Regions from separate parts of the Mus musculus genome. Here region 2 is linked to region 1. Evidence: chromatin loops called from intact Hi-C (ENCODE). Cell type or tissue: left cerebral cortex. All regions are shown on one strand. Each heading gives the region's core, and the rest is flanking DNA. Links, peaks and the distances in the headings are about the cores only.

Region 1 (15,941 bases), core at 2,582-10,581:
CCCTTCATGCTCCCAGTCTGATCAGCTGGAAATCCACCTGCTATGTGTGGCCCTTGGGCATTGGGTCCATAGAAGTCTTTAGAAAAGGCAGGTTGGCCATCCTGCCCTGTGTGGCTATAGTGCCCTTCATAGGTCATACTGCCTGATGCTGTGGCTGAGGCCGAGGCTGGCAAGAAGCCTGGCTGGCCCTCCGTTTCAGAACCATACGCTTGGCCGGAGTTGGCTTTGCCATAGTCATAGAACCCTGTAGTAGCCGGTGTAGGCCCAGCCTTCCCAAGGCTAAGGATGACAGCTGGCTGGGCAGGGGTCTGAGGTACCACTCCACTGAAGGTATGAACTACCATAGCATTGGGGGGCTGGCTGGGGAGGCTCACAGAAGGCCCTGGGCCTCCTGTCTGGCTTGGGGGCGAAAAGGCGATTGCGGTTGAGGGGAAGTGAGCGCTGGGAACCGAGGCAGCATGCTGGGACACCCCAGTAGGGCCATGTGCGGTGCCGAGCACAGACGGATGCCGGAGCTGGTTGAAGAGAGGCTGGGACATGGCCACTTTGGAGAGGACTTGGTTCAGAACCGTGGCCGCTGCAGTGTTGTTGGTGACTGCGGTCTGTGCCATCTTCAGCCGATGGAGGGTGAGCTGAGCCTGTATCTGGGCCAGCTGGACGCTGGCTGGCGACGTGAGCAGAGGGTTCTGGTTATTGACCGAGAAGGGGCTCTTATCCAGGAGCTTGGCAGCACTGCAGGGAGACAAAAGGTCCACATGCATTGCTGGTCCTCAGTGAGTGGCAGGGGACCACATTTGCTTCTCAGTGGCCCCTTTCCCCATGTCAACAAGACCCTGCCTCATAGGTCTACATACAAGTGCTCACACATTAATACATGTCCAATAGAGAAGGCCAGGCAGGACTCCCAGTGGAGGGATAAGGACACCAAATCACCCACAAAACCTTCCACCCAAAATGTGTCCTGCCTACAAAAGCTACAGGAACAGAGAAGGAGCAGAGACTGAGGGGATGGCCAACCAGTGACAGGCCCAACTTGAAATCTGTTCCATGGGCAAGCACACAATCCCCGACACTGTTAATGATGCTCTGTTACTCTTGCAGACAGGAGCCTAGCATGGCTGTCCTCTGAGAGGCGCCACCCAGTTGTTGACCAAGACAGATGCAAGAATACACAGCCAAAGATTAGATGAAGCTCAGGGAGTCTTGTGAAAGAGTTGGGGGAAGGATTGGGAGTCTGAGAAGGGATAGGAACTCCACAAGAAGACCAAGAGAGTCAACTAACCTGGGCCCTTGGAGGCCAGAGATTGAACCACCAACCAAAGAGCGTACAAGGGCTAGACCTAGCACCCAACTCCCCAAGTATGTAGCAGATGTATAGCTTGGTTTTCATGGGGTCCCTCAACAGCTGAAGCAGAGGCTGACCCTGAATCTATTGCCTGCTTGTGGATCCTATTCCCCTAACTAACTGTCCTGCCTGGCTTCAGTGGGAGAGGATGTACCTAGTACATCCTTAGTACAGTAACTTGAGGTACCAGGGTGGGTTAGTATCCAGAGATGTGAGGGCAGGACTGGGAGGAGATGAAGGGGCTGCAACTAGGATATAAAGTGAATAAATAAATAAATAAATAAATAAATAAATAAATAGAAGAGAAAAGGCCATGTGACAGAAGCTCACTCTCCCTGGTAATTAAAGGAACCGTTACCAACGAACACTTGACTAGCACAACCTCCAAAATGAAAACCAGATTCCATGATGGGGAGATAAGGTAAGAAAACCCAAAATGCCAGCCAGGTGTGGTGGCTCAAAGTGAGATCCTGTCTCAGAAGGGCAGCAAAGAAAGGACATAGAGTGAGTTACAGTTTATACTAAAGCTTTGATAGCTTATATTTTTGATAAGGGTGGTTTGGAAAACACAATCTTTACTGTCATAGTCTTTGACTCAATAATTAAATTGTGCAAATGTATACAAAGGCAAAACTTGATAGCTGAAAATGTTCCTATGACAGTAACAGCTGAGAATAATAAAATCCAGCAAGAGGGAGACAGATACATAAGTAACTGTTTTTCTACTATTGTTTAAATGTATACATGTATTATTGTAACAGTTAAAGCTTCAGAAGTTGTGCACAGGGCCAGCAAGATGACTCAGTGGGTAGAGCAATCCTGTACTGTTAAACATTAATTGGGGTTTTCTACCCCATCAGATCATTTAATTCCCAAATGAAAGACACAAAAGCTTTGTATTTATAATAAGCCTTAAAGCACTAGAGCTGAGCAGATATCAACCCTGTATGCTCGCTCTTTCTTTCTTTCTTTCTTTCTTTCTTTCTTTCTTTCTTTCTTTCTCTCTCTTTTTTTTTTTTTTTTTTTTGAGACAGGGTTTCTTTGTATAGCCCTGGCTGTCCTGAAACTCACTTTGTAGACCAAACTGGCCTCGAACTCAGAGATCTGCCTGCCTCTGCCTCCCGAGTGCTGGGATTAAAGGCATGTGCCACCACGCCCGGCTTCCTGTATGCTATTTCTAATTCTTTGTTAATAACTCCATGATATAACTTGCCATCTTCTACCAGGGCCCCAGAACCCCAATTCACCATCCCTTATGGCCGTGTTCTCATGATTAACCTACCCCAAGGAGTCTTCTCCTCTCTGCTCTCCTTGTGGTCTCTGCTTCAGACCCCAGCCGGGGACGGGGTGAGCACCCAAGCACCACTCACCTCTCTTCTCCACAGCTAAAGGCTGTTGTCATCTTTATTAACCAATAGTTCCAAATTAAGGAGCAAGATTTGCACAACAAGAGCTGGTAAATGTGAGAATTCACTCATAGGCTTAGACCTGCCAGTACAGAATTGAGCATTTCAGTACATAGCAATGGACCAAACCTCCACAGAATCTGCCACTAATCCTGACTCTCTGAGATTGGTTCCTTAGCTCCCACATAGTGGAAGGAGAGAACTGACTCTCACAGACTGTCCTCTGACTTCCATAAGAATACTATGACACATGCAAATGCATGCCTGTCCCAATAATTAATAATAATAATAATAATAATAATAATAATAATAATAATAATTTGTAGAGATTGTGTCCTGAACCATAAAAACCAGCCCAGCATGCTAACTCCTCACCCCATCATTTTAGTGGCATGAGAAAGTCCATATGCTCCTTGCTTTGAAAAGTATGCCAGAATAAACTGTGTGTATATTTATGGCACATATTTTCATCCTAGTCCTCATTTTAAATCCAAAAACAGTAAAACAGCTTTTACATATCAGTAGTATACACAGCAACCAAAAACCCTATAAGTGAAAAACAAAATCTAAATTCGAGGTAGTAAGTGCCAGTCAACTTTCACAGAATCTTAGGAGAAATGGGAGGAGCCGGTCTGCCACATCGCTCTGTGGCCTTGTCCGTTGACTGTATTGTGTTTCTGGGCAAACAGAGACTGGACTGTCTATAAATGAGACAGGCTTTCCTGGTGAATCTGCTATAAGCGGTTTCCACAGTCGAGGCTTTTGGCTAAGCCATATTTTCTGTGTCTTAAGGTTCCCCTTGCGGGGAGTGGGTGTAACCAAGAAATGTGTTCGGGATGCTGGTGAAATGGAATCCCAGGGCACCTGAACGCGCCAGTGAAATCTGAAGTCTGGACTGATGGACCAGCCAGGCTGCACAGCCAATCTCCTTATAAAGCAGGCGCTGGGAGGGAATGCACAGCTGGGACACATCTGTCTCCACTGTCCCAGGCCCTGTGCGATAAAAACTCAGAGCTGATAAGCTGAGTGGGGGCGGGGAGGGCCACAGCAGGCAGAGAGGGTTGGAGAGGGTTGGGGTGAGAGAGAGACAAACAAGGGTGTGGGCACACCGCACCTCCCTCCCTGGAGCTCCTTTAAGGGAAGGGGGCTCATGCTTGGAGAAGGTAACTGGGTAGGACCATCTCCTCCAGTAAGGCTCCTGGGACCAGTGTGAGCTTTTTGGAACTTCAAAAGTCACACAGGTCAAGGGCCACGCAGGATAGGTCATTTTCATCTCAACTTTGTAGAGCAGGAACCTAGAGCTCTAACACTCACTGCCATTAAGTAAAGTGGATGAGCCTATAAGACTCGAACCCCAACCTGGCAGGTACAGTAGGAGCCTCGCAGCCCTCCTCCTCCCTCCGGCACATATCCTCCTGGGCTGCTGGCTTGTTTGGTTTGAAGTGAGATCCCAGAACATGAGGCACACCCACGCTCAAGAACAAGAACAAAACACACTGCCAAGTCAGATTTAAAAAAAACCAAGCCTTTGTTCTTTCCCTCTTGTGTGAGGAATCAAAAACTTTCTACAAGTTCCTGAAGAGAGATACCCAGGCAGCATGCAAGCTGCACTCTGAGGCGCGCCTGCTGCCTTTTAAGATATGGGGAAGGAGGAGGGATGGCCTTGTGCACTCTGGGGAGTTGCGCTGGGGGCATCTCAGCTTCATGAGCCCTTGTGTGGTATGGCACCATCATGGCTGTAACAGAGTGGGGAGGGGCTAACAAGAAAGGAGGGAGGGTCCCGACTGATGAATGATTATGCCTTGTGTACTGTCAGGTAGCAAAGCTTTAGAAGGCAAACCCAACAGGGCAGCTCCACCCCCAGGCTTGGCCACTACACAGATTGTCCTTACTGACAAGGTGTTAAGGAGGTGCCAATGTGTTTCTTATGACCAAAGGAGCACAAAGTTGGTTTTGTTTTCCCCAGAGAAGGCAGCTGTGTTTTTTAACCTTTGGTTCTGGGCTGGAGCAAGTCCTTGCTAGAGGTTTTCCTCCTGGGTGTTGAAAGGTTATCTAAAGAAGAGCCATCTCCCCAACAAGGAAAAGCAGCCATGCAGTGTGGCAGCGAGTCAGATGTGGATACGACTATAGAACCTCGCTGTTCATACCCAGCCCGTAACTAGACCCGAACCTCATTGTTCAGACCAGGCACACACGAAGATCAGAACCTCACCATTCAGACCTGGCACAACCAGACCCAGGAGCGGGTCCCCTTCTGTTTCTGCTTTAATCTTACAAATTCTTACTGTCCCCAGCTTTATTCAAACTTGCACAGAAGTGATTTCACACAAATCATCCACACAGAATATATCCCTTTTAAACCAAAATCTTAGGTGAGAAAAAAAAAGACTAACTGTTCTATCTAAGAAAATAAAAGTCGTAAAATACTTAGCCTGCAAGAGTTAATAACTTAGCCAGGCTTGGTGGTGATACACGCCTGTGATCCCAGAGCTGGAAAGATAGAGACAGGGGGATCAGATGACTCAAGGCTAGTGTTGAGTTTGAAGATAGACTGGGTATGATAAGACTTCTGTCTCAAAAGACAAAAGAAAAAAAAAGGAAGGAAACGAAGGAGAATGAGAGGGAGGGGGAGGAGGGAGGGAGGGGACAAGGGAGGGAGGGAGGGGACAAGGGAGGGGAGAAGGGAGGGAGGAAGGAGGCCACACAGTATTCTAGGAGCGTCTATTTCAAGGTTTACTGCTGTTTTAAGAGAGTCCCCAGAACACGAGGCACACCCACACTCCAATCCAAATACAAACACGTTCCACAGCCAAATGAAGATGACAATGTTAGGCTTTCTCATTTATGTAAAGACTCAAGCACACACACACCCCCTCCCCAAAGAAAGCGGTGTGTCTTGGAGAATCTTGCATTTCCCAGCAGCTTGGTGGCTGTGGCAACCGCCAGGAGCTAAGCAATGAAGACCTTAAATGGCTGTGGCTTCTCAGAGCCCGGCGGCGGCTGGGAGACGAATGCGCTTTATGTGAGTACAGTGCCTGAGTACTTCAAGATGGGGCTTCTAAGTCTACAGCCTCCCAGTGCCGTTGCACACCTGGGTATAGTCACTCACCGCCCAACCTCAGCGTGGGAGATTCAGTATGCTTCTCCCCAAGTCTAGGTTTAGTAACTGAATGGATAGAGGCTGGAGAGATGGTTCAGCACTAAGGAGCACTGGCTGTTCTTCCAGAGGACCAGCTCCCAGGTTCCCACATGGCAGCTACCAACTAACTGTAACTCCAGTTCCGGGGGGTGGGTGGGGGGGAGTTCAAGGCCACCTTCTGGCCTCCGTGAGTGCAGCACACATAGTGTACAGACATGCATGCACCTGTAAGTGTCCCCGTACGTGGTAAAGAGGACTTTACAGCAGTGATTCAATTAAGGATCTTGAGCTAAGAGAAGATCACCTTGACATTGCCGAGGTGAGCTCTGTGTGACCACAAGAACGATGAGGGGGAAAGTCAGAGAGATGGAAACACTCATCACAGAAAGGGAAGATGATGCGCTGATGTCTGTGCAAGTGGAGGAAGAGACTATGAGCCAAGACAGTACAGGAAGCCTCTAGAAATTCAAAACAGAAAGGGAAAGAATGTTCCTGAAGAGCCAGGGCAGAGGCAGAGGCATTCTTCCTAACAGTTCCACTACAGACCTACTGAGAGGGATCTTAGAATCTCACTCATCTATGATGCTACACACTATCAGATTTGTGGTGATTTGTTACAGTGGTAACAGGAAATGAATACAGTTTCCCCAAGACATCGATACTGAGGGTGAGTCTGTTTAGAGAGCTGAGGTGGGCCTGCATGTTGTGGGCAGGAAGTGATCTTGCTAGAAGTCTGGGTAGCACAGACACCCAAGAGCCTGGGAAGCTAAGGTTATATACGCCACAAAACAAGGTCACCAGAGGACTCTGCAAAGCCAGCTAGTTTTTTTCACTCACAGCAGTGGCAAACAGAAAAAACATAGAATTGCACGCTTTTAGGGTCCATTCAATCCCTTATTACAACACTGAAAAGTTAACTTGTCCTACGGCACACAGGTGGCTGCTGATGAAACCTCATGGAAACTTCTGGTCACCTCAGCTTCCCAGGCCTGGGAGGATTACCTATCCACCTCACCACCTCAGCTTCCCAGGCCTGGGAGGATTACCTATCCACCTCACCACCTCAGCTTCCCAGGCCTGGGAGGATTACCTATCCACCTCAGCTTCCCAGGCCTGGGAGGATTACCTATCCACCTCACCACCTCAGCTTCCCAGGCCTGGGAGGATTACCTATCCACCTCATCACCTCAGCTTCCCAGGCCTGGGAGGATTACCTATCCACCTCAGCTTCCCAGGCCTGGGAGGATTACCTATCCACCTCACCACCTCAGCTTCCCAGGCCTGGGAGGATTACCTATCCACCTCAGCTTCCCAGGCCTGGGATGATTACCTATCCACCTCATCACCTCAGCTTCCCAGGCCTGGGAGGATTACCTATCCACCTCAGCTTGAAAGGTTATGTTCACGCACACTGAGTTCACTGAGTACATTCCACATGCAACACTTGCAAGCCTCCCACCAAGAACCGGGGAAATTGAAGGATGTCCTTCCTTCCTGTCTGTCAATCCGTCCATCTGTCTTTGCGACAGTGTCTCTGTGCATTGTTCTGGCTGTCCTGATTCTCCAGAGGCAATGACCTCAAGAACGTCCCTGTCTAGAAAGCGCGTGGCTCAGGATTCAGTCCACATCTTCTTGCCTATACCAGGAACAGCTGCACTGTTTGCAGCCATCCCCAGCAGATTCGAGGCTGGGCAGTAGGGAAAACAACACAGTAGCGCACATGCTTTGGACCGGGAGTGGCAATGTCTGTCAGACGCCCTCCCCTGAGCCTGATCCCCTCACAGATGCAGCAGCTGACTGCACAGGCTCTGATTTACCAAGAAGCTTGGGAGGGCTCCAGTGCCCCCAGGCTGAGGTTATGTCTCTGAGCCATTAATTGCTACAAAGAATTTGCAGTGTATAATTAGCTTTAAAACTCTAGTAGTGTGCTTAGAGAAAAAAATTAAACCAGTGTTTCCCTGAAGAGTTTTCAAACTAAAGTATTAGAGAAAGACAAACTAATAACCCTTATTTTGTTGGGATGTAGAGATGTGGAAGAAAACCTGCCTTGAGAAAGGATGTGCAACCTATTGTTCCCGTCAGGAGAGTGTGCCTGTTGTCCCAACTAATTGTCCCAAGATGCGATGATACAGTAGCCTTTGGCCAGAAGAAATGGGTTGCATCTGGCCATCGAGACACATGCCCATAATTCTACTACCAAGAAGGTAGGTAGAAGGAGGTCATTAAAAGTTTGAGGCCAGCCTGATCTACATAGATTTTCTAGGTTAACCAGGGCTATAAACAGAGACCTGCAAGGGAGGCAAGGATTGGGATGATAAAAATCTTCATCCTGCTCTAAAAGTAAGACGTTAACGACACACACAGGACCCTGCTCTGTCTGACACAGTCTTTCAAAGGACCAGATATTCCTTCAGAACTTTAATCTTTTAGCCTGTGTCGACTGGCATCTGGTGTGAGCTATGCAAAGCTTCCAGATGTGGATACATAAAAGTGGAGAAAGATAAAGAAGAAATCAAAAGGGGGGGGGGGGGAACATGGGGAAAGAGACTTCCCTGAGATCACAGGAAGGGTGTGGTGTGCTCTGACTGAGGAAGCTCACGCAGGACAGATTCACACTGCCCTTTGCAAGAAATTTAACCAATGAAAGAAAAGAACAACCCAAGGGCTTCCCCTCAAGTCTGAACAAAGGCTTACAAGGTCCTGGGTTTGACCCAGTGACAGGTGTGGAGACACATCCGCAGTGTGTGACTGATAGAGGGAGGGTCACCTGTGGTCAGGGACCCAGGTTGCCATCTACCTGTTAAGAGATTAGGGGACTGTTGCTTAACATTTCCACCTTTGGGATTGATTTTTTTTTTTTTTTTTTTTTATCGGTGACAGAAGTCACTGTGTCCAGGCAATATCTCAGGCTGGGGTGGTCACAGCATCACATTGCCTTGGTCCCAGTGATTGCAGGGACACTCAATGATATTTTGTTGATGATGTCAGGACAGAGATTCACTGTCATGCCCGGCTGCTAAGCTAGCTGTTAAGCCATCACCCAAAGAGAGGCTGATTAAGAATAAAGCCAGCCCAGAGGGCAGTGACTTCGAGATGGGGCAAAGGCAGCAATGGAAGATTCCAGGGGCTCCCTGAGCCCACTGTGCCTGGCTGTATACTCCGGAGTCTCCCATCATAGTTCCTTAATTTGTTTAATAAAAATAAGAATGTTGGTCTGGAGAAATGGTTCAGCGGTTAAGAGTGCTTTCTGCTTTTGCAAAAGACTGCAGTTCAGTTCCCAGCACTCAAGCAGGCAGCTCAAGATTCCAGTGACAGAAGACTAGAAGATCTGGTCTCTGTGCACACACACACACACACACACACACACACACACACACACACCATACACGCACATAAATAAAAACAAAACCATAAAACCAAAAACCATTCATGTTACAAACTGGCTGTGGTGACATCCTGTTATCCCAAAGTTCGGGTGACTAAGACAAGTGAGTCAGAACTCACCTTGGGCTCCACAGCAAGACCCTACCTCAACAACACCTCTAAAAGACCACAGTCTGTTTAAATGATCTGCATTTAACTCTCTCTGCTCTTCTCCAAGGCCCACACTGACCAGGGTTCTCTGGATCCCACCAGTATCTTCTGTGGAAAGGCGAGAGCCAGGAAATTGTTGCAGGGGGACCCTGGGCATAACCTTGGTATGAGCATCCACCAGTCAAAGACTTTGTTTCTAGAAGGTTCTGAAAACAGAATACTCCTCCATCCTTAGATAAGAGCACAGCATGACCACAAAGCCAGGGTAAAAGTGAGGTTTTGGAGGAGAGGCCCCCACAAGGTGGAGTGTGGTCTGAGGGACTCTTTTTCAGGGGCAGGGATCCAGCTCTGGCCACAGAGATGTTCCACACAGATGAGCAGCAGAAGCAGTCTTGGGGTCTGTGCAGTTTCCAATGACTGTGACACCTTCAATACAGGACATGACTTTTGCAGCACTGAGCTGGCTTTGTGCCAGACATTTGCCCGTAAGGGAACTCCTGTGGGTATGGTCCCTGCTGGTCGCTCTGTTGGTGGGTGATTGGATCACAAGGGTGCTAACCTCATCAACTGATTAATCTATTTATTGGCTCAGTTCTCATTTAAGAGGGTTGTTGGGAGATGAGGTCTGGCTGAAGGAAGGGGTCACTGGAAACGTGGGTCTGAAGGGTGTCCTGCCCCAATCTATATTGTACTCTGGCTCCATGAAGGAACAGCTCTGTTCCAGCATGCTCTCCCTACCATGAACCTTTGCCTGGTGAGGTCCCCAAAAAACAATGTCGTGAACCAGGATTACTGGAAGCTTCTAAAGCTGCAAGCTGAAATAAATTTCTCTCCCCTCAAACTATTTCTAACCCCCCTTTTATAGTTATTTACTTATTTTTATTTTATATACATTGGTGCGTTGCTTGTATGTATGTCTGTATGAGGGTCTCAGGTCCCCTGGAACTGGAGTTACAGACAGTTGTGAGCTGCCATGTGAGTACTGGGAATTGAACTCAGACCCTCTGGAAGAGCAACCAGAGCTCTTAACTGTTGAGCCATCTCTCCGGCCCTTAAACTGTTTTCTAAGGCTACAGAGTTAGCTCCACAGATGAAGGCCCTTGCCACCAAACCTGACGATCCGTGAGACCTATACGATTGATAAGTGTAAACAGGTTCTACCAAATGCCTCTGACTGTACCATGGCATATGTACCTCTGTCAACAAAAATTGACTAATTAGGGCTGGTGAGATGGCTCAGCCGGTAAGAGCAATGACTGCTCTTCCGAAGATCGTGAGTTCAAATCCCAGCAACCACATGGTGGCTCACAACCACCCATAATGAGATCTGATGCCCTCTTCTGGTGTGTTTGAAGACAGTTACAGTGTACTTATGTATAATAATAAATAAATCTTTTAAAAAATTGATTAATCAATTAGATGGTTTTTTTCCTCAAATATTTTTACAGTGATTTTAAGAACATCTGCATAACATATTCTTCTAAGAGGAAAGATCTTCACTGAAAAGGGATAACATTGCTTGATCCTTCTGCTCAGCAAGGTGGCAATGCAAGATCAGAGTGGGTGCCTGTGTGGCCGTGGGCTGTCCTTGGATGAGTGGGAGCAGGGCTCAGGCGCCACGGGTCCTCATCTCAACCCGTCTCTCGTCAGCCATGTGACAGTGAGAAAGGAAAAGGCTCACCTCCCTGCACCTCAGCATACCTGTGTATGCACTCAGTTAGAGACAGGATCTTGCCATTAGCCCTGGGTCTCTTGGTGCTAGCTATGGAGACCAAACTATCTCCAAATTTGCAGGGATGTTCTTGCCCTCCCCCCCCCCCACCCCCCCCCCCCGCCGAAACAGTGTGCCTATTTTGTTTTGAAAAACAAATAAACAAACAAACACCCACATTACACTCTTTCCCTTTAAGGCCCACACAGGTAAAGAAAGCGCTGTCTGGGCGTCCTGGAAACTGCCAGGTCCCACATAGTTATAGCGTTCTGCAGGCTGTTCTTGGGGAGGGCATTTTCTGTGTGAAGAGAACCATCTTCATTCTAGGAAACAGTCACATGTTTGGATGCTCTCATTGCCACTGAGAGTCAGGATAAAATGAGTGAAGTCATTGGTTCAGCCATATCAGCGAAGTGTCAGTCATGATAATGTGATTGCATCACAACTGGGGAGCAGGGGCTATGCTCAGAGACAGGTTTGAGACTTAGAACCATCCTAATTTTACCTCTCATAAGCTAGTCTCTCTGGGCCAGTACTCAGCTTCTATAAGGCCTTAGGTCCTCATCATTAAAAGGAAGACAGATGTATCCAGGCTTGTTCTGAGAGTGGAAGGGTGCATACCGTATTTAGCCCAGTTCCTACCACCCAGCAAGTAACCACTGCTATTATTATTCCTGCCGTTGTGTTATCGCTGCTAATATTATCCTTATCATTGTCACCCTGAGAACAGGCAGCATGGGAGCTCTGCCAACAAACAAGGAAGCTAAGAATGTGGAGATGTGAAAGTAGACAGAAAGGGAAGGGCAGGCAGGGGGTGGGCAGCTTCTGTCAGGAGAGAGCAGAGGTGGAGAGAGGCTCAAGCTGCAGAGATAGTGGCAACAGCCCTTGGGTGACCTCAACCAGGCAACAGCACATTGCAAGGCTGTTGAAGGTCCGTGCTGTGGCCCTGTACAGCGCAGCCACATGCTCGTCCCTGGTGATGTCCCCCTGACCAGCAGACAAGCCAGGAGCGTGTCAGTGCCCAACCAACAAAACCAACTTTGTTCACAGTGAGCACGATGGCTTCCCAGAGAAGCGATTCGGGAATTTAAAACCACTCTTGAGTTCAACTCAGCTCACTTTCCAGACTGTAACAAATGCGCCCTTGCTTGTTTGTGCTAAGATATAAACCATAGTCCAGGTGAGATTAATGAAGCCAGGCAGGAGTTACTGTTCACTGTGGGTACGACTTCACAGGAGACCCAAGTGCAACTTGCAGCTCAGGGGTCGGGCCTCTGCTGTCTCCTGGAAGCTAAATATCTCCTAGATCTTCATCTTTCCATAGTTAAATCTGACTGCACATATGCAGATCTTAGAAGAGTTCAGAGAAGCTCACCATGCCTCCAGGTGAAAGTGCCATGAACTTATGAGACATCCCCAAGTTTTCTACAACACTGTAATTCATAATTTATATTATTTACAATGTGTTTCAAGGAGAACCAGACAGGAGGAGTGCAAAGGCCCCAGATATAAAGAAAATGGGGGTGGAAAGGCTGGACGCACCCTACTGGACCAGTACCATTGTCTGCCCTGACTGCAATAAATGACATAACTACATGGTGATTAAAAGGGGAAAAACTAACTTTCCTGTAATGCTCTCAGAAACTGGGTCAGGCTATGTAGCACAGAGACGGGTTTCAAAATGCCAGGTTACAAAGATGCTAGCTCTGACAATCCAGGTCCTGTGCGGGCTGCAAGTTCGAAATTCTAGCTAAATGTCATAGATCTGAGAAGCAAGGAGTCTCAGAGATCATCTTGTGGTCACAACCCACCTGTCCAACACAGGGAGGAAAGCAAAAGCCAGGGAAGTTGATGAAATACAAAAGTCTCGTTGTTCCAACCCCAGTCGAACTCCTGAAGAGAGCAGAGCCAGGACTGGAGCCCCAGGGCTGGTGCGGGGGTGAGAGTGGAACGCAGCCTTCAGCAGGGGGGGTCTCTTCCTTCTTGGAGACAGGGAGGGCTGTTGCACACTCTCTTCACAAACAATGGTGTTGCTGGATCATCATTGGCTAGGCCTCTGTGACTAATTTCAAGATTACCGGGTCACTGCTGCTAACCCGTGTTTGGGCCTTTGCCACAACATTACCATAGGGTGATTCATATCACCATGACAGCTCTCCGAGATGATTCATAGCATCGATGATAATCCTGCGTTCTCTCTTTTGTTCTGGGCTTTTCACTTGGTAGGTTAATAGGAGTCGCCCACTGCTGCAACACACACATGCACACGCATGCACATACATTCACACACACACACACACACGCCCACGCCCACGCCCACGCACAATCAGTCTCCAGAGGAACCATATGGGTAGTGAGTTCAAATGTGATCATTTCCAGTTTACACTAAGAAGACTATATAGGTCAGACAGTGGTGTGCACTTCTCCACCCAGTACTCAGGAGGCTGAGGCAGGAGGATTGAGAGTTTGAGGACAATCCCGGCTATGTAAGTGAGACTTTGTCTCAAAACAAACAAACAGAAAACGAAAAGCACAAGACCAGGAAAGACATGGTGAGCCACCTGAGGTCATCCACAGAATAAAGGACTTTTAGTTGCATAACTGCCCACGGTCACTAAAGGGAGCGTCTAGCGCTTTATTTTCGGCCCAACTTCCCTATGTGACCTTTAGTCTCCTGTGCTCTGCACTGCTCTTATCAGACAGCGTGCAAGTCTCACGAAGAGGGCCTGGTGGTTTTCTAACTGACAGGGGTGGGACTGCCTTTCCTCTCAGGAGTGGAACTCAGCACGTGCATGAGGGAAATGATAAATCCATGCGTGCAGAGAAAGCAGTATGCGTTCCCCAGCGACCCACAAGACAGGCTTCCAGGGGGCCCAGCCATGTGACATGGTGACATGACAGACAGGGTACAGTCTCCTACACATCCATAACTGTCTCGGGATTGCTTGTATCTGCAAGGCTGTGTTGAACCAGCCTGCAAGTCTGGGGCAATTTTGGCCAATGTAGCCTCTAAGAATAACATACTCACTCTTCCTTTCTCCCATACCCTATCATTTTCTTTTTTTTAAGGCTTTCTTTGTTTTGAAGGGCTGGGGACATGTGGAAAACACATGTCTGCTACTGAGCCTCATCTCCCAGCTACTCATGTTTCTTTCTTTTAAAATACGTTTTATTTTATAAAATTATGCACCAGGTGTGGTGATGCACACCTTTCATCCCAGCGTTCAGGGAGCATAGGAAGGTTGATCTCTGTGAGTTTGAATTCAGCCTGGTCTATAAAGAGAGTTCCATGCCAGCGAGGGCTGCATAGTTAAGACCGTATCTACAGAAAAAGAAAAAAAAAAAAGTAAAAGATAAACAACTTAATTTTGTTGTTATTGATGTTTTGGTTTTTTGAAACAAGGTCTCTTGACCTTGTATACTGGGGAATTAGAAAGGGTCTCAGTATATAGCCCTGGCTGTCCTGGAGCTTACTCTGTAGACCAGGCTAGCCTTGAACTCACAGAGATCCTCCTGCCTCTACCTCTCAAGTACTAGTGTTAAAGACATGTGTTGCTATGCCCAGTTTATGACTTAAAATTATTATATTAGATGAAGAGATTTATTTAATATTCATGTTTGTTGTGAATTTTAAAAATATAAAAGTAAGCTAGGTGGTAGTGGCACATATCTTTAATACCAGTACTTGGAAGGCAGAGGTACGTGGATCTCTGAGTTTAAGGCCAGTCTGGTCTACATAACTAGCTCTAGGATAGCCAAGTATACACAGAGAAAGCCTGTGTCAAAAAAAAACCAACACCAGTGTGTGTGTGTGTGTGTGTGTGTGTGTGTGTGTGTGTGTGTAGCAGGAGCCTAAAAAAACCTCATCATTGATTCCCCCACCCCCTCAAATGAACAGAACATGCTATTATAGTCATTTTGACTCAGAGGACATTAGGTGGACAAGGCCAACCTAGGCAGCACATATGTGCTGTCACAACACAAGATGGAGAGCTACTGAGACCCTGTTTAATTCCCTAATACACAGTAATATCCCTTCAAGACACTGCCTAGATCAGTCCCACTCTCTTTTCTCCAGAGACAATTACAGGGGGGTTTGTATATCTCCTGGTCTATTCTTGTGTCTGTCTATTTGTCTATGTATAAAAGTATAAACATGAATCTTTTCTTACATAGATGTAGGACTAGTTTCACAAAAATTCTCCACAACACACAGACACAGTCACACACACACACAGACACACAGACACACACACACAGACACACAGACACAGACACACACACGCAGACACACACACACACACCTGACTAAGTTTCTTTCAGGACTGAACACAGCTACGCTGGAGTGAAAAATTAGTAAGAAACATGAGAAGGCCCCAAGCCGGTCCTGAGACCAAGATTTACTCCCCGTGGGCCAGCCTGCTTCCCTGGGTCTCAGAGCTTGTGTTTTTAATGAAATCGCTGGATGAAAGGAAAGGGCCTCTTAGGTGCCATCCACCTTTGAAATCTGACAACTGTGAGGTTCATTTTCCTCATCTGTCACACACTGACATGAATGCCTGCCCTGCCTGCTTCTGCACAGACTGCCTGGAGATCAGAGTGGCTGTAGGTCCTCTGAGGAGTGTGATCATCCCAATTCCGCCATCATTCTCACAAACTGCCTATCACTAAGATCCTGGGACTATTTCTAAAGAAGCTATTGTAACATATGTGTGTACAAGGCTTGGTTTGGATGACTGTGTGACGGGCCAGGATGTATGAAATTATTAATTTTCTTTGGCCCTGTTATCTGGGATGAGCGGTTCC
Region 2 (15,941 bases), core at 4,181-12,180, 56 kb before region 1:
TTTGAGGTGGGCAGAGGAGAAAGAGGCCAAGAGCACGCATGGTTTGAAGCCCAGTGTGATAGCATATGCCTATAGTGTCAGTACTCACTCACCAGACTCGGGCAGAAGGATCCTAAGTTCAAAACCAGCCTGGAATACGTAGTAAAAACTTACCTTGAAAGGAAAGGAAGGTAGGTGCACTGATAAGGGAGGGAGGGAGGAAGGAAGGAAGGAAGGAAAAGGGGAAAAAAGACATGAAATAAATGTTTGCTTAGGGTTTAGCTCCCCTGCCCACAGCTTGTCCAGCCCTTTTCAAATGACTTTGTCTCTCAGGGCCTCATTTTCCCTATTGAGGAAAATATCAGTACCCATGTTCCAGCACTGTGACAAAGCCAAGTGGACTTGGTCTCTGCAGAGTACACACAGGTGGCCTGCAGAGGGCCTCAAGAATCAGCAGGGCTAATGCTGGGTCCATTGGTTCCTGCAAAGCAAGAAAGAATGGACTCAGGAGCCTCAGGGCTCCTGCTGACACGACATGGCCTTGGCCATGCTCAAGTCCCCCTTCCTGCAGTCTCCCCAGAGGGACCATCTCCAGGGGCTACGGAGTGGACACTCACACCCACTAACAGAAAGAAAACCCAGAGAAGAAAGAGTTCAGAGGGGATGGGAAGGGATAATGGGAACTAGCTATAATAATCAAAATACATAATATGCATGTTTAAAATTTTAAGTTTATAAAGAGTCTGAAGACAATGCCCAGTAACTCTGAGTCCCATTAGACAAATCCTGCCTCCAGAATTACTCTCCTGACCTCCACCACACCAGCTCACACCAGCTCCATCTACCAGAGCCAGGCTTGTCCCTGTCTCACTTTCTAGACCACAGCCCTCTGTACTCCTCTGAATGGTCTCCATTCAGTCTCTCCTGCATGTGTACCTAGTATAATAAAAGTCCCTTCTATTCTAGGAACTGGTGGGGAAGTCCCTAGTTGTCATAGAAGGTAGCTTCCACCATCTGAATTCCCTGGAGGCTTGCTAATATACAAATGCCCAGGCTTCACCTTGGCTGATTGAATCTGTCATTCTGGCAAGCTATTCAGATTTAGACCAAGGATCTGTCTTCACTGAGTTGCTGACTGTCAATGTCCAGAAAGAGGCAGCCTTGAAAAATTCCCTGGATAATTTAATAGCACCCTGTGTGGCCCAGTAGTACTATTCATACTGAACTCTAAGAAACTGAGTCGCTGAAGGCAAGTCACTTCCTCTTTCTGTACCTGCCCCTGTCTTTTCTATCTCCCCTGCAAAACGAAAGAGCACACTGGGCACAGGAACATGAGGTTGGAGAAGACTGAGGTAGGGACTGAGCTCAGGAACTCCAAGCCAGGCTGGGAAACACAGCAAGAACCTGACTCAAAAGTCCAGTCGATAAACAAAGTAGGAAGGAAGGATCAAGACTTGGGGGTTTTTTGAGGCCATCCTACTCTTAAATGCTTGGGGCTCTGAGAGCATCATGGTAGAAAAAGAAATTGAGAGCTCTTAGAGGTATGCCTAGACATTCCACCACGGCCCATGTAGACAGCTGACAGTCAGCTGTTGATGCTCTAAGGGCACAGAGCAGAGACCAACAACATCAGCATTGTGAGTCTCCTCCTCCCACCTCTGGTGTTGAGGACCAAACCCAGGGCCCTGCACTTGTTAGGCAAGCACTCTGCCACTGACCTAAATCCCCAATTCCCTGACTAATGCACTGTAAAGAGCAACCCCAGTCTGTACATCATGGAAGCCAGTCAGGAAAGGTATGGGTACAATGTGGGATCTGAATGTAAGGGGATTGGCCTGGAACCAGTCTTTAGGGACATCAGAGAGCAGGTGAGACTGCATAAGCATGGGGAAGTTCAGGGTAGGTCTATATCAGAGTGTCTACACTGCATAGCCCTGGGACCTGGGCAAATGGGCTATGTTCTCCAGAGGTGTGCACAGCCAGCAATACTTCGGGATTGAACACCTGACACTGGAGTACCTCAGGCATCCTGAGCCCTGACCAAAGGCAGAAATGCATAGAAGGAATTCTGGTCCACTCTTGACTTTGGTAAGTTAGAACACAGACAGTAGCTACAAGGAAGGATGTTTTCCAGCCCTGTTGGGGATTAGAGGCCTGGGCCCCACCCCTGGCTGGCCATAATGAGACTGGGGTGGGGATGGGGGTGGGGCCATAACAGCCCCAACAGGAACATTTGTTAGATCTGTAATCTGCTACAGTAATTGCAGGTGGCCCCACTCTGCCCTCTGCATCCAGGCTGCCCATCCCATCCTGACTGACTTAAAGAGTACTGCTAACAAAAAAGAAGGGCATAGAGAAGGTTCTAGGCCATTGGAAGCTCTAGCCAAGAGGCCCAGGAGATTCGCATAGCTTCACTTGAACAAGCTGGTGAACAGTGGAAGGTTGTGACATAAAGCAAAGATTGGTTGCCTGCAGCACACCAGATGTTCTTCCCAGCAAACTCCCCCTACCCTGGAGGTCATCCATAGCATCACTTCCTTCTGAGCTCAAGGAAATGGACCCAGCCAAGGAGCTGACAGAGGTGACTACAGCAAAGGTAGGCCTCTGCTAGGGACAGTGTCCACAGTCGCACTGACCACCAGATCTTTGTTGTCCACCATCAAAGATGGCCTGACCCTGCTTCAAGACAGATGGTTCAGCCACTAGAAGATTGGGGAACACTGGGTGATAACACTATAGGTTTGTGAAAAGCTCCAGGCTTCCAGAAGGATCATCGTAGACCCGTTAGGCCACGGAAAGCCTGATTCTTTCTGGCTTCCTAGCCAGAGACCTAAGTGGAGGCTGGTTTGTAGTCTCTGCTCAAACCGTTGGAAGATCTGAAGGCGTTGGAGATGGTGGTGTTGGCAGTAAAGTTGGTTGCCACGCCAACCAGAGGATGCAAGTTTGGATCTCTGTACTTACATAAGAGCCTATCACCTTAGCACTCAGGGTGGGGGTGGGGGTGGGGGATTCTTGAGCTTCACTGGCCAACAAGCTCAGCCAAATTGACAAGCTCTAGTAAGAGACCTTTCATACACACTCACACACCTCCAAGAGCTCTCAATTTCTTTTTCTACCATGATGCTCTCAGAGCCCCACACGTTTAAGAGTAGGGTAGCCTCAAAAAAAACCCCAAGTCTTGATCCTTCCTCCTACTTTGCTTATTGACTGGATTTTTAAGCTGGCAAGGTGGTTCAGTGGATAAGGATGCTTGCTGCCATGAACTGAGTGCACTCCTCGGGACTTACATGGCAGGAAGGGAATTAACTCCCACAAGTTATACTCTGACCTTCATGTACATCATGACACATGAACTGAGTGCACTCCTCGGGACGTTCATGGCAGGAAGGGAATTAACTCCCACAAGTTATACTCTGACCTTCATGTACATCATGACACATACTCGGGAAATAACTGGAAAAAAAATTAAAGAAGGTGGGGAGAGGTTAAGACGGATGCCTTAATATCGACTTCTGTCGTCCTCCAAATGCGCTTGCATATATGTGCATCATACTTACAGGTGTGTGCGTGCACACACACTCACCACACACACATACACACTCACACACACTTACCACACACACTCACCACACACACATACACACTCACACACACTTACCACACACACACACACACTCACCACACACACACATACACACTCACTACACACACATGCACACTCACACACACATATACTCACCACATACACACACACACATACCACACACACACATACACAGTCACTACACACACATGCACACTCACACACACATATACTCACCACATACACACACACATACCATACACACACATACACACTCACTACACACACATACAGACTCACACACACACACACTCACCACACACACTCACACACACACACACTCACCAACACACACACTCACCACACACACACTCACCACACACACACACACACACACACACACACTCACCACACACACACATACACACTCACACACAACACACAAACACACACACAAACTGGAAAATCAAAAGAAGACCAAATGCTGGCATAGAAGTGCTGTGAGCCCCTGACCAGTTATAGAAGGACCCCTGCATGACACAGCCACTCACAAGCTTTCAAATTCTCTTTATTAAAAACCATTTATCCTTTTGTAAAAACAAACACTTTAGGTCAGTTATAGAGATCAGAAAAAGTGGTGACAATTTATATAAGAGACTCAAAATATTCTAATACTTTACAAGTTCAAACTTAAATTAACTAATAGTTCTGGTTTTCAAAATCTCACAAAAACAATCTCTGGTCCAGTTCAAGTATAATCTTAAAGATCACCGCCTCGGACTGTCCAAGAATGGGAAGCCTGACCGCTAATGGCTGCTGCTCATAGCAAAAGCTCACAAAAGCCTCTGGGTGTGCCACCTGGAGTACCACCAGGTGCTGACAGTGACACTAAAGGACACAGGCCTTCTGACACATTAATCCAGGGTGCAAATGAATTCTTTGTATAAGGTAGCAACCTTTCATGAGCCACCTCAGGGAGAGACACTTTGTAATGACTGATGAGACACTGAATTCATGTTTTAAAAAAGAAATAAATATTTTCCTGGTTGTCTTCAATACTATGATGCATGGAACACACACACAGGAGTAAAAAAAAATGCAAGGACCATGGAATTATATAAAAATATATATGTATATATGTACACGCACACACATATAGAACCATCCATGACTTTAAATGTAAAGGAGACTGCCATTTCTTTCACCCTTCGGTTTTGCTAATATGAAGGTCGATTTACAACCAAGGGAACCATCTTACTGCTTGAGAACTGGGCCGTGTGGCTTTCCGTACAAAGGCTTTAACAGAGTAGCCAGTGGGGTTGGGAGGTCTGCCTCACTCTGCTGGAAGATCAAGCGCCCAGCTTCTGATGGAGGTGCTAATGAATTTAGGGATGTGGCCAGCAGTTGTTCCAGAGGTCAAAGGTTTTCTGAGAATCAGAAGAGACTTTGCTCATGACTACAGCTCTGGGTCACCTCCTGTGGGATCCACCAGGGGACGGGTTACATCTTCCTGAAGCCCCAGCTTCCTGTCACTCCTTTCCAGACTGGCCCCTCTTTGCCTTAACTCCTCCTTCATAGATTCCAATAGTTCTCTCCTGCCCAGGAACCACTGGCCTCAAAGTGGACACAGGGTTATTTTAGGTTCTATGCCCCGTTCCTTTCTGTGCCCCAGCTTCCTCACTGGTAAAATGTCAGCGCTGAACTAAATCATTTCTCTATCGCCCTTCCGTTTGTGCAGAGTCTAGAATGGAATATAAGGGGAGGGGGGGGAGGCATGCTCCCTATCTAAACTACCTTCCTTTGCTTGGGAACATAAACAGGCGACCATATAAGCAAACCATCCACATGGAGGGCCCCTTCAAGGAGGCGTGTCCACCTGTGAAGACAGTGCCAGGCTCTCTTTGACACTGGGGTCTGTTCTGTGGCACTAGTGGAGTTCATATCTTATAGTACCCCTGTCCTAAGACCTTCCACTAAGACCCTACAGCCCACACGGGACGGGGGTACTGACCCCACTGGGAATCAGGGACCAGTTCTTTCTATCGTTTTAACCTCCAAGTTGGCATCAGCAGTCCCTCCATCCCCTACCCCTACCTACAAGAACCAAGCAAGCCAAGTGTCCTAGTTTCTCCTTCGATTGGGAGAGCATTTTCAAATCATTCTAATACCAACTACCCCAAAGTAGAGGCACCAAGGATGAAGGAAGGTCAGATGCCAGTCCCTTGTTCCTGGGTTAAGCTGATGCTGGTCAGCAGTGCAGAGGTCAGAGGTCAGCATGCGCTGTAGGCCCGCCATCTATCTCCTCCTTGAGAAGGCATGGCTGGCCTCAAGTTTAATTAAAGTGAATCTATACCAAATTCACTGTCCTGGATAGAACAAATCCCAAACCATCCTCCAACTGAGAAGTTTGGATTGAATCTATCAGAGCTTCTTTACTGTTGGGCTCTTCTTTGCTTCACAAAATAAATATGAATTTATTATTAATAATGTGTAGTAATACATGACTACTACAATATGGTATAATAACACATTAAGGCATTAGCCCAGTGATTTTTCTAGAATAGCCAAGGATGAGGATGAATGGCTTCCTAAAAATAGGGGTATGCTTGCCTCTTGTGCTGGAAGCCCTGGGTTTCACCTCCAGAACGGTACCTGTGATCACAACACTCAAGAGGTAGAGGCAGGAAGATGAGGTGTTCAGGATAACCTTGGCTCCAGAGGAAACTAAAGACAAACTGGACTGCATGGGCCCTGTCTCCAAACAAAACCCTGGGACGTTCTGGCCTGGCATCTATAGCTCGGTGGTAGAGCGCCTGTTTAGAATGTACAAGCTTCTGGGTTCGGCTCCCAGCACTCGTCTGAGACTGAAACAAAAGACAAAGATGCCTTTTCAAAATGGCGGGATCCACCTGGAGGAAATCCTAGTGAAACCACTTCCACCTCTGCCAAGCGATTCCTTGGTTGCACAGAACCTGACTCAGCTCTCCTACCCTTGGGACCCACAGAAACCAGGTTGCAAGGCCACCGCAGGTGCACTGAAGTGACTAAGTCAAGGCCTTCCATTAAACTTACTCCTTGAGTGACCCAGCCTCATCGACCGACCTACCACATCCAATCAAATCTTGAAACACAGTGACAATCCCTGAGAAGCTGGATTTTATGAAAAGGAAATGAACTTTGGCACAGAAGGGATAGGTGAGAGGGAGAGAGGAAAAACAGACTAAAAGAACCAGGAACCCACAGGAAGCTGGTCACCCTCGGTGGCTGGGCCCGGAAGGGTGAGCCCAGCTCCCAGAGACTTCAGCCTGTTCTGCAAGCCCAAGCACCATGTCCTGCCTGGCTCTCCGTCCTCTCTGGTCTCAGTTCTGTGCCTGAGGCCAGGCTGGCCTTAGTTCAGCAGGCTTCCCATCCATCTTCCAGAGACGGTGGCAGCGCCGATATCATAGCTTCTTCCTTTCCAAGTGTGGACCAATCCCACCACGCTCGGGGCTTGGGCTGTCTGTCCCCTCCGTCTCCTTCAGGCCCTCCTCTGCCAGCTGAGACAGGTACTTCTGTGGAGAGAGGGACAGTGTGACAGTGCAGACAAAGAGATGTCAGTGGGTGTGATGTGTGTGTGTTTGTATGTGCGTGCATGCGCCCATGAGTGTGTAGCTCTCTGTCTCTCTGTCTCTCTCTGTGTCCATCTGCCTCTGTGTGTATGTGTGTGTCTGTCTGTTTCTTTGTGTGTGTGCATGTACGCCTGTGTGTTCATATCTCTCTGTTTCTCTGTCTCTGTATGTGTGTCTGTCTGTCTCTGTCTGTCTGTCTCTGTGTGTGTGTGTGTATGTTTGTTTCTGTGTGTGTGTGTGTGTGTAGGACTGCTTTGCTATCATTTTTGGACCACTGGGGCCATGTCTTCCCTCTCCAGCTATCTTAGGGCAATGGGACCTCATATTAGTTTACAGATATTGTAAGTCTCTTGAGAGAAAAGTGAAAAGTATAGATACTGACCATAGCAAGCAACCTTCTGGCCCCCACTTATTGCCAAGCACTCACTAACTGCCTGGCTTACATGAGCTCATTCTTCACAACAATGCTATCTGTTTTCTAGAGAGAGTGACAGAAGGAGGGGAGGTGGCAGGTAGCAGAAACCCAGGGCTGGCCCTTGGTGACGTGGTGACATTGGAGATGCCCAACAATCCTATAGGATAACCTGTAGGGGGGAAGGCCTAGAGACCCTCAGTGGACTGAAAAACAGCATGACCTGTCTCTAGTGGAGGACTACCTCCACAGTACTGGGAGCACTCAGGGCTGTGATCAGCCATGACTAATAAACCAGTTGGGGCTGGTCTGTGTTTGTAATACATGGATCGGTGCTGTGAGATCAGATGAGGAGAGGCCTGAATGTCTTGGAAAAGTAAGAGCAATCCAAGCAGTGCTTCATTTGGTAGTTAGAAAGGGTCAGGTCCAGCTAATAGATGTCCTGGGTTCAAATCCTCCATCTCTGCAGGCAAGTGACTGAATCACCCTGATGTCTGTTTAGTGAGGGTAACCATGACAACCTCGCAAGGAGTCAGGGAGTGGGGGCAGTGTTTCCTGTGAGTGGGGAACTGACAAGATGCCTCACAAAAGATTTGCCGGGGACACCGTCAATACTCAGGAATGTCAGGCTGAGGTGAACCAGACATAAGATGGGGGGAGTCCCTCACCTCTCTCCACCCCTCCCATTCCCCCCCCCAACAAATCTGTTAAGTAAGAGCAATGGCATCATCCTCACTCTCCTCCTGCTATGAAACTGTAGTTTTTAGAAGTGGGGGTAGTCTAACTTGGAGAAGGGCCCCCTAGCAGATGCCTGTGGGCGAGGCTGCTGCTGGAGAGCCCTGATTTCTTCTCTGTTTGACTCGCGAATTCTGAGGGGATAAGCGCCCTGCATATGTATGCATTCTTCTTTGGGAGCCTGCAGCCACCTTCATGCCCAGTAAGGCTATGCTTACTGTGCCAGATCACCCCCTGTAGGCTCACATAGAGCCATGACCAGCAACAGCATAGCGGGATTTCCAGAGGCTTCACTGAGGCAGCTATGACCTGCTCTTGCCTCCCAGGGCATCCCCAGTGGGACCCCCGACTCAAGGTCTCCTGATGAATGCTAACTTTCTAAGTTGCCTGACTTGAGTCAGCTGGCACCTGCCCTGTGGGTCAGACTTCTTCACTTTTCACACTTGTGGTTTGGAGTAAAGTGGGAGAGGCTGTAGAGACTGAGGCATTCATTCTGCCAAGGCCCCTGACAGAAACGCTACCTGAGATGGCTGTGGCAGAGGCTCCTGGCTCCCTGATAAAAGGTGTACCAGGGAAACGTGAGCTGAGGTGGGAGGGAGTGAGGACCCGAGGCACCATCTACGCCCAATGCATCTAGGTGTGTGTGTGTGTGTGTGTGTGTGTGTGTGTGTGCGCGCACGCGCGCATATCTTGGGAGCACATGGGTGGTGCCCTGCTGTGGCCCTGGGAGGCTGCCTGGAGCTTGACCCTAGAGGCCCTGAACACAGTGCAGGCCACTGCCCCAAAAGTCTCTGAGTTCTTCCTTCATCTCTTAGTGAGAGTGAGCTTGAACTCTGGGGTCTCCTTGGTGGGGGGGGGGGGCTACACAATTCCTCCAAAGAGGGTCACACTGAGGAGTTAAGACATTCCCAGGAAGACTGTGACAATGAAGGTTCTTGGCCCTGCTATGGGGTTCAGTGGTGTAGCCTCTGTCTAGTGTGTCCAAAGCCCTGGATTTGATCTTCAGCACCATACAATTTTAAGAGTGAAGATTCCTAGGTCTACACTAAAAGGAATAAGCAAGCAGGGAGGGTAGGCTCAAAGAAGATGCATTTTTAAAAGATGCCAGCTAAGTTGATGGGAAATCAGGACCTGAGTACCCCCATGACCCTCCCTCCTGGCGTGCAAAAGGTCTATGAAGGTTGATTTCTTTAGGCTGGATGACTGTCCACAAGCATCTCTGTAGGGCCCAGCCTGAGATCCCTGCCCTGGCCAAACCAGGCCTCTATTCCCTTTCCTCCCTGAATGGAGACAGTCCTCCTTGCTGGTCCTTGACTTCTGTGGTCATAGAGCAGCTGCTCCCTTCCGGGAGCTCATGTTCCCGTTACCACTCCACCCCAGTATGTGACTTATCGCATATATGCCAAGCCTCACATTCCTGCTTAGGAACCGCTAGCTAAGGTCCAGCGAAACAGCTCAGTGGGCAGGGGTGAGTGTCTCTAAGCCCGAGGGCCTGAGTTTGATCCTGGGAATGCAAATGGTAGAAGGGAGAATTGATGTCTTTAAGCTGTCCTCTGACCTCCACATGCATGCTCCTACCTCGAGCACAAAAACAAAATAACACACGCACGATTTAAAAAGAACCCACCATCAGATCAGCTACTCTGAAAGGTTAACGATGAGAGGAATGTCTGCCCTGAAACAGGGACTGAGACACTACACGCGCTTCTTGGATTGAACCATGTGGCTCAAACACTGGTTAATTATTTACTTGTTTAGTGTGTGGTGTCCATGTGTGTATATGTGTATACATGTGTGTGTATGTGTGTGTGTGTGTATGTGTGTGTGTGTGTGTGTGTGTGTGAGAGAGAGAGAGAGAGAGAGAGAGAGAGAGAGAGAGAGAGAGAGACTAGTATTAGGTGTCTGCCTCTGTCACTCTGTCTTGTGTTTTGAGACAGGGTCTCTCACTGAACCTGGACCTTGCCAACTTGGTAAGACTGTCTGGCCAGTCAGTTTTAGAGTTTCTTCTGTCTCTGCCTCCCCAGGGCTAGGATTATAGGTGTGCATTACATCATGGCCAGCTTTTACGTGAGTGCCAAAGATCCAAATGCAGGGCCTCAGCTGTACATGGCAAGCACTTTACTGCCTGACCCAGCTCCCTACCTCCCAACTCTGGTTCTGACGGTAAAAATGCAGTTGTCTTGAATTGTCTTGAAGTACCCATACCTCTCCCTTACTCCCTCCTGAGAGAGAGAGAGAGAGAGAGAGAGAGAGAGAACAAATGAAATACATGTAAAACCCAGCCTGTGCCAGGACTTAATCATGAAACCTATATCACATTAGGTATAGACATCACCTCAGTTCTATCTCACCTCAGCTCACGTTTCCCTGGCTTGCCCATCAGGGAGCCAGGAGCCTCTGCCATCTCAGACAGGGTTTCTGTCCGAGGCCTTGGCAGAATGGTGACTATCCATCAGCATTGCTCTCTGACTTTAAGACACATCTCTGAAATAAAAATGCCTCTTACAATTGATAGAGTCTCACTGTCTAATTTGCTGTATCACTTTTCCTAATTGGTGTTGAAATCGTGTATCCGGCTGGGGATGTGGCTCAGAGGCAGAGTGTGCGACCAGTATATTTAAAGGCCCAATGCCCCCTGTGACAAAGAATAAACATGGAAAAAGTGGTATTTACAAATAGAGGCATTTTAGCTTGGATGAAATGTGTTGTGGGTTTAGTATATTTGTAAGTGATATTTTAATATAGAGCATGTGTTGGCTATTTTGTTTTGCACTGGTATCCTACACTGGACAGGAAGCCCTAAAGAGGGATTAGTCTACATCTGCTGCTGTTGTTTCTACAGAGCCTAGAACAGGTCTGGGTTCGTGAGCAGCCCGAGGCAACCATTTGTTATGCCATCTGAACATTTAAATGGGGCAAAACTATGATTTTCATTCCAGTGTAAAAAAAAAAAAAGTTATCTGCACGGAGGAAGAGACCCAGGAATACCTGCATCTGAAGCCCCCAGGCCTGGCTTCTCGTGTGTCAGAGGATTACAGAAGATTAACAGCAGAGCTTGGAACTTGACTCCGCTCCGCCTCACTGGGTGTGGCAGATGTCTAAATACCATCATGGTGGAATGGATGCTCTGAGTGTGTTCTTAGAATGAAGCCTGGCAGCCAGGTGCTCTCTGCATACTCAAAGAGGTATGTATTTACAGGAGCGCGTCTGAAAAAGCATGCCAGAGGACAAGTCCCTATGCCTGTCCTTGAAGATGGACATTTAAGTCAGAGGCGAGTGAGGCCTGAGACTCTGGGTGCCTGGCTTGTGACTGAAGGCTGGAAGACCTCATGGTGGGTGGGGCAAGCATGAGGGCTGGTTACCTGTAAGTTCCTGTAGTGGACAGTGCTGCGGCAGTGGCTCACTTTGGCCGCCTCCTCGCTTGTGTAGAACAGGCCACACAGCTTGCAATAAAAGCCAGTCCTGGGAACCACGAACTCCACTCCTGGGGAAGGGTGGGGAACGGACAGGCAGTGTTAGGAAGGTAGTGGGTGGCTCCATGGACCCCGCCTCCTTCACTGCCCCGCCTCCTTCACTGCCCCGCCTCCTTTTCTGTTGACTCTGGTGGAGCAACTCCTCCAAGCCTCACCTCATTATCCACATTTACAACATGGCCAGAGAGAGATGACAGCACAGCGCCTACTCCATTCACAGGTGGCTGTGAATGTCAGGGAGTGCCACAAGCAGGGGAGGGTACTCAGCAATTATACAACGAGGCCCTGCCTTTCATGTGTGGGTCCATCGGAGGAGGGCCAGGGAAGGTTTCTTTTCTAAGGATTTCACATCTGCTGGGCTCCCTTCTCTACCTTTGTGACCAAGTATAGAGAAATTCTCTATATTTTGGGGGTTGGTTTTTAGGATCATCTTCATTAAAAAAAAATAAAACCAAACAATAGTAAGAGGAAAATTCACCCATTCACTCTAATGTAAACATGTCTTTCTGAGTGATTTGTTGATATACAGGACTTTGGGGGAGGGGCAGTTTTGTGGTTGTTTTGCATTTGTTTGAGACTGGATCTTACTTTGTAGCCTTATCATCTGACCTGAACTCGCTCTGTTGATCAGGCTGGCCTGGAACTCACAGAGATGTACCCGCCTCTGCTTCCCCAGTGCTAGGATTGCATGTGCCACCAGAAGAGCTAAGCCTAGGGCACTCAGGTTCTACCCCCTTGACGGGAGTCTTCAAGACCACAGCAGCCGGGGCAGAAGGTGCCGCTCTCATGTCCTCTGCTGGGACAATCTGGGAAAATGGGTTGACTGTGATGAGGCACTCATTCCTCAGGGCTCTGAGACAGCCTCCTAACCACAGTCTGCCCCCCTGTTCTTTCTCTACTGGTGCTCAGGAGATCTAATCTTATAAATAGAGCTTTCCTTTACAGCTCAATAATAACTGATGGTGATGATGGTGATGATAATGACGATGATGATAGTAAATGTATACATATGAACAGGGCAGCTCTGAGAGAGAACAGGAGAAGCAAGAAAGCCCAGGAAACTGCTTGCAGCCTGCCAGCGCAGAGCTCCACACTGAAGCCTGGGACCTGGGCTGTCTCTAAGCCATGCAGCTGCTAGCTTGCTATCTGCAGAGCCCCCAGGATTCAACAGCAATTCCCAGAACTGAGAAAGTGTCACTCAGATTCAGCTGCCCCCACTCCCAGAGACTGAGTGTCCTTCTTCTTCACCCTCTGTGTGCAGAGGATAGACATGTGGCCCAGCTTAGCGGGGTGGGTGGGGGGGAGAATGCTCCAGGCTGTAGCTGGGAAGTAGGCATCAAGCAAGACTCGCGATCTCTCTCTTCTGCTGTTGCAAAATAGCTGTGCGATGGCTGTAGGAACCGGCTTCCCAGGAGCCTCCAATGTATTAGGAAAGAATTCCAATCAGAGCCCAGCCTCCCATCCTGTCCTGGACCCTGTGGGCGGCAGGGTGCAGCTGGGCTGTACCAGGAACAGAGCCCCAAGGACTCTAGTGTGGACCAGGCTCTCCTTACCCTGTCCTGGGGTTCCCGGAAAGAGTGTAATTACCTCAGGAGAGTCCATGGAGACTGAGGCAGCCACGGCCCCTTTCAACCAGAGGGTTACAGCTACCAAATACATGGTTGTGTACGAGCTCTCAGCCATTGAGTAAAGTTTCCCACCACACCAACAAAAGTAAAGCCAAGCAGCTCAGAAGCCACAGTAGTGATGTGCAATGGCACTTAGGGCCACACAGGCCCTCTACACTTAGTTATGTCGTGACCTCAGAGGTGCTGGTGACCTGCTCTGCACTGTGTTTTCTCTTCTGCACTACTGCCACGTGGTGCTATGAGGGAGCACCTGTCACCTCACCCGGTGCTCGGGAAAACATTAATTTAGGAACACAGAATCCAAACATCCGAGCATTGGCCTTCACCCACCCACCCACCCTCCAGCCTTCCTTTCCCAAGGCTGCCCAGAGAACCATTTCCATGGTTGGGCAGTAACTTTCTTCCCAGGCCCTGCCCAGTGGGTTAGGTCAATATCAGTAATCAAAAGAGAGCATTAGAGAGAGCTGAGTGGAGACAGGAGGATTCTTAGATAGGCCACAGTACAGCCCAGGGGTGGGGAGGGCACCACAGCGCCTGCTACCATGCTCTCAGCGAGCCTGAAATGTAAGGACCAGAAAAATGGCAGCACGGAGGATCACTCCCGTAGCCATGGTGAGATCAGGAGCCCTCCGTTTCTTCAGGTTTTATTAAGTACTGTCATTAAAGCTGCGTTTGCCTCCTAATAATAGCTCCTGGCATGGGTAATTATGACTCCGTCACCCTAGTAAAGCCAGCGTTGGAGAGGGGGAAGCTCACTTTTTTGCCAGCGATGCTATTTGGTTATAGTAAGAGCAGGCCTTGGCAGGCTCATGCTGGCTGGAGTCAGAGTGCTGGCCTGAATCACACAGGCAAAGCCCTTCTCCAGCCACGAACACCCCCAGTCTGACCTCTCGATTCTCCCAATGGGGGGCCCTGTCCTTGACAGCCTGTATTTCACCTCTGTGTTTGCCACAGGGGCCTGAATGTTGTCTCTCATGTTTCTCGAAGTCTCTCTGCAGTAGTGACCAGTTCTGTGGTATAAAGGGTTTGCAGCCCCAGTGAGAAGAAGCAGGGTGGACCTCGGTGAAGAATAATTCCAAACAACCTGCCAGCCCTTCCTAAACTTCTGCTACTGGAAAAGCTCTGAGACCTTGCAATCATTTCCTCCTCAAAATTAGTCGACACCGAGGATTCTTTCCGCCAGGTTCCCAGAGACAAACAGCTCAAAGCGAAAAGGTTAAATACGTTGCTATTTGTCGTCCAGCCACCGAGCAGCAGAGATGGGATTTGAACCCAAGGATACCCGTGCTCTTCAGCACAGAAATGGCCTTTCTTTTCCTGTGCCATCAGACATCCCAAGTTCCAGAACTTGCCGTACGATCCTGAGGAAGGATCTTTAGTCTGTGCACTTGTCAAACACAGAAAACAGCAGCATCCCGTCCTGGAGGGTTTGCGAAAGTAGACAGCAATAAGCTATCAGCTTTCTACGCTAAATGAAGATGATGCATAATGGTCCAAGCTAGAAACATCTCCAATGCCCATCACCAGGTAGGCAAACAGAAATGTGGTATATCCAAATCCATAAAGCAGCACAAATGCACGCCTATGTCAAAACTGACCAAACCACACTCTTTACATATGTGACCTTTATTGTACGCTAATTATACCCTAATCTGGCCCTTTACAAAAACAAAATCAGATACCGTTTTCCTCCTAACAGCTTGACAAAGATTAAAAACTGCTATCTGGAGTTGGCAACGAGATAGAGGACGGGAATTCTCCCTGGAGTTGGCACTGAGAGCTGTGATCCTCTCTTTGGAGTGTAATTTAGTAGCAATTATAACCTTTTCAATGCAAATGTATATGGCCCCACAATGCACCCATGCTTGGCTAGCATCCCATGGCATCCCCCTGGCATGTGCGTGAAGTGAACCAAAGCACACCTGTGGGCTGCAGCAGAACACAGAGACTAAGACACAGCCCTAGAATTGGAATCCCTGCATCAGCCCTCCCAGATCAGGAGGTTTGTTACTGCATCCCGGATGTCTTACCTGTAAAGCGGGGGTTTAAAGCATCACCCGTCTCCTCAGTGTGTGGGGGGTGCTCAAATAACGCATACAAAGCAAACACGGGGCAGAGACGACAGATAAAGAGCTAAGCTGTCACCACAGGTTCATAATGGAGAAACAGACAAACAGGAAACTACCCAAGTACTCTGCAGTGCAGGATCAGCAACTGTAGGGGCAGATTTTCGGGTGGAGTGATTCCAAAAGAGCGTGCTCTCTGTATATGACATGAAGTGATTCCCACGACCTAGACCTACCACTGGAAAAAACACGCAAAGCAACGTGTATGGGAGGGAAATCATCTGAGAACATGGTGGTGGCCACCTCTGGGGCTGGAGAGACAATTAAGGCCATCAATATTGACTTTTTTATTTGGTCCTTTTTAAAATTTTGCTATAATAAACCTTATACAGTAAAGCACAATAATGGAAAGACATGTCTTAAAAGGAAGCACTCTTTATTTCTGCTGTGTCACTTG

Evidence for each region. A loop is a pair of places that touch in the nucleus more often than their neighbours do. Peaks named below come from ENCODE experiments on the same cell type or tissue, not always from the same donor. Only the 100,000 strongest peaks of a DNase experiment are listed, where the experiment ranks them.
Region 2: a loop joins it to region 1, with 4 times the contacts of the local background. A loop is called at or near these places in 5 of 42 quality-filtered maps.

Annotation. Positions count from the first base shown.
Region 1 is chr19:53,798,039-53,813,979 of GRCm38, reverse strand. It overlaps Rbm20 (RNA binding motif protein 20), which reads right to left. Exons shown (of 14, transcript NM_001170847.1): 2 at 1-732. Among named protein-coding and RNA genes, the nearest start is that of Gm30890, 19 kb to the right of the region's middle. In left cerebral cortex, for the core only: no CTCF peak of the experiment used is centred there; DNase peaks (open chromatin) are centred at 4,230, 5,643, 6,347, 6,530 and 1 more place; H3K27ac peaks cover 3,078 bases.
Region 2 is chr19:53,855,252-53,871,192 of GRCm38, reverse strand. It overlaps Rbm20 (RNA binding motif protein 20), which reads right to left. Exons shown (of 14, transcript NM_001170847.1): 13 at 11,680-11,801; 14 at 4,113-7,113. The coding sequence ends at 7,003. It overlaps Gm41863 (a long non-coding RNA gene), which reads left to right and starts at 10,838. Exons shown (of 2, transcript XR_877918.3): 1 at 10,838-11,502; 2 at 14,406-15,895. In left cerebral cortex, for the core only: a CTCF peak has its summit at 8,595; DNase peaks (open chromatin) are centred at 8,133 and 8,423; H3K27ac peaks cover 857 bases.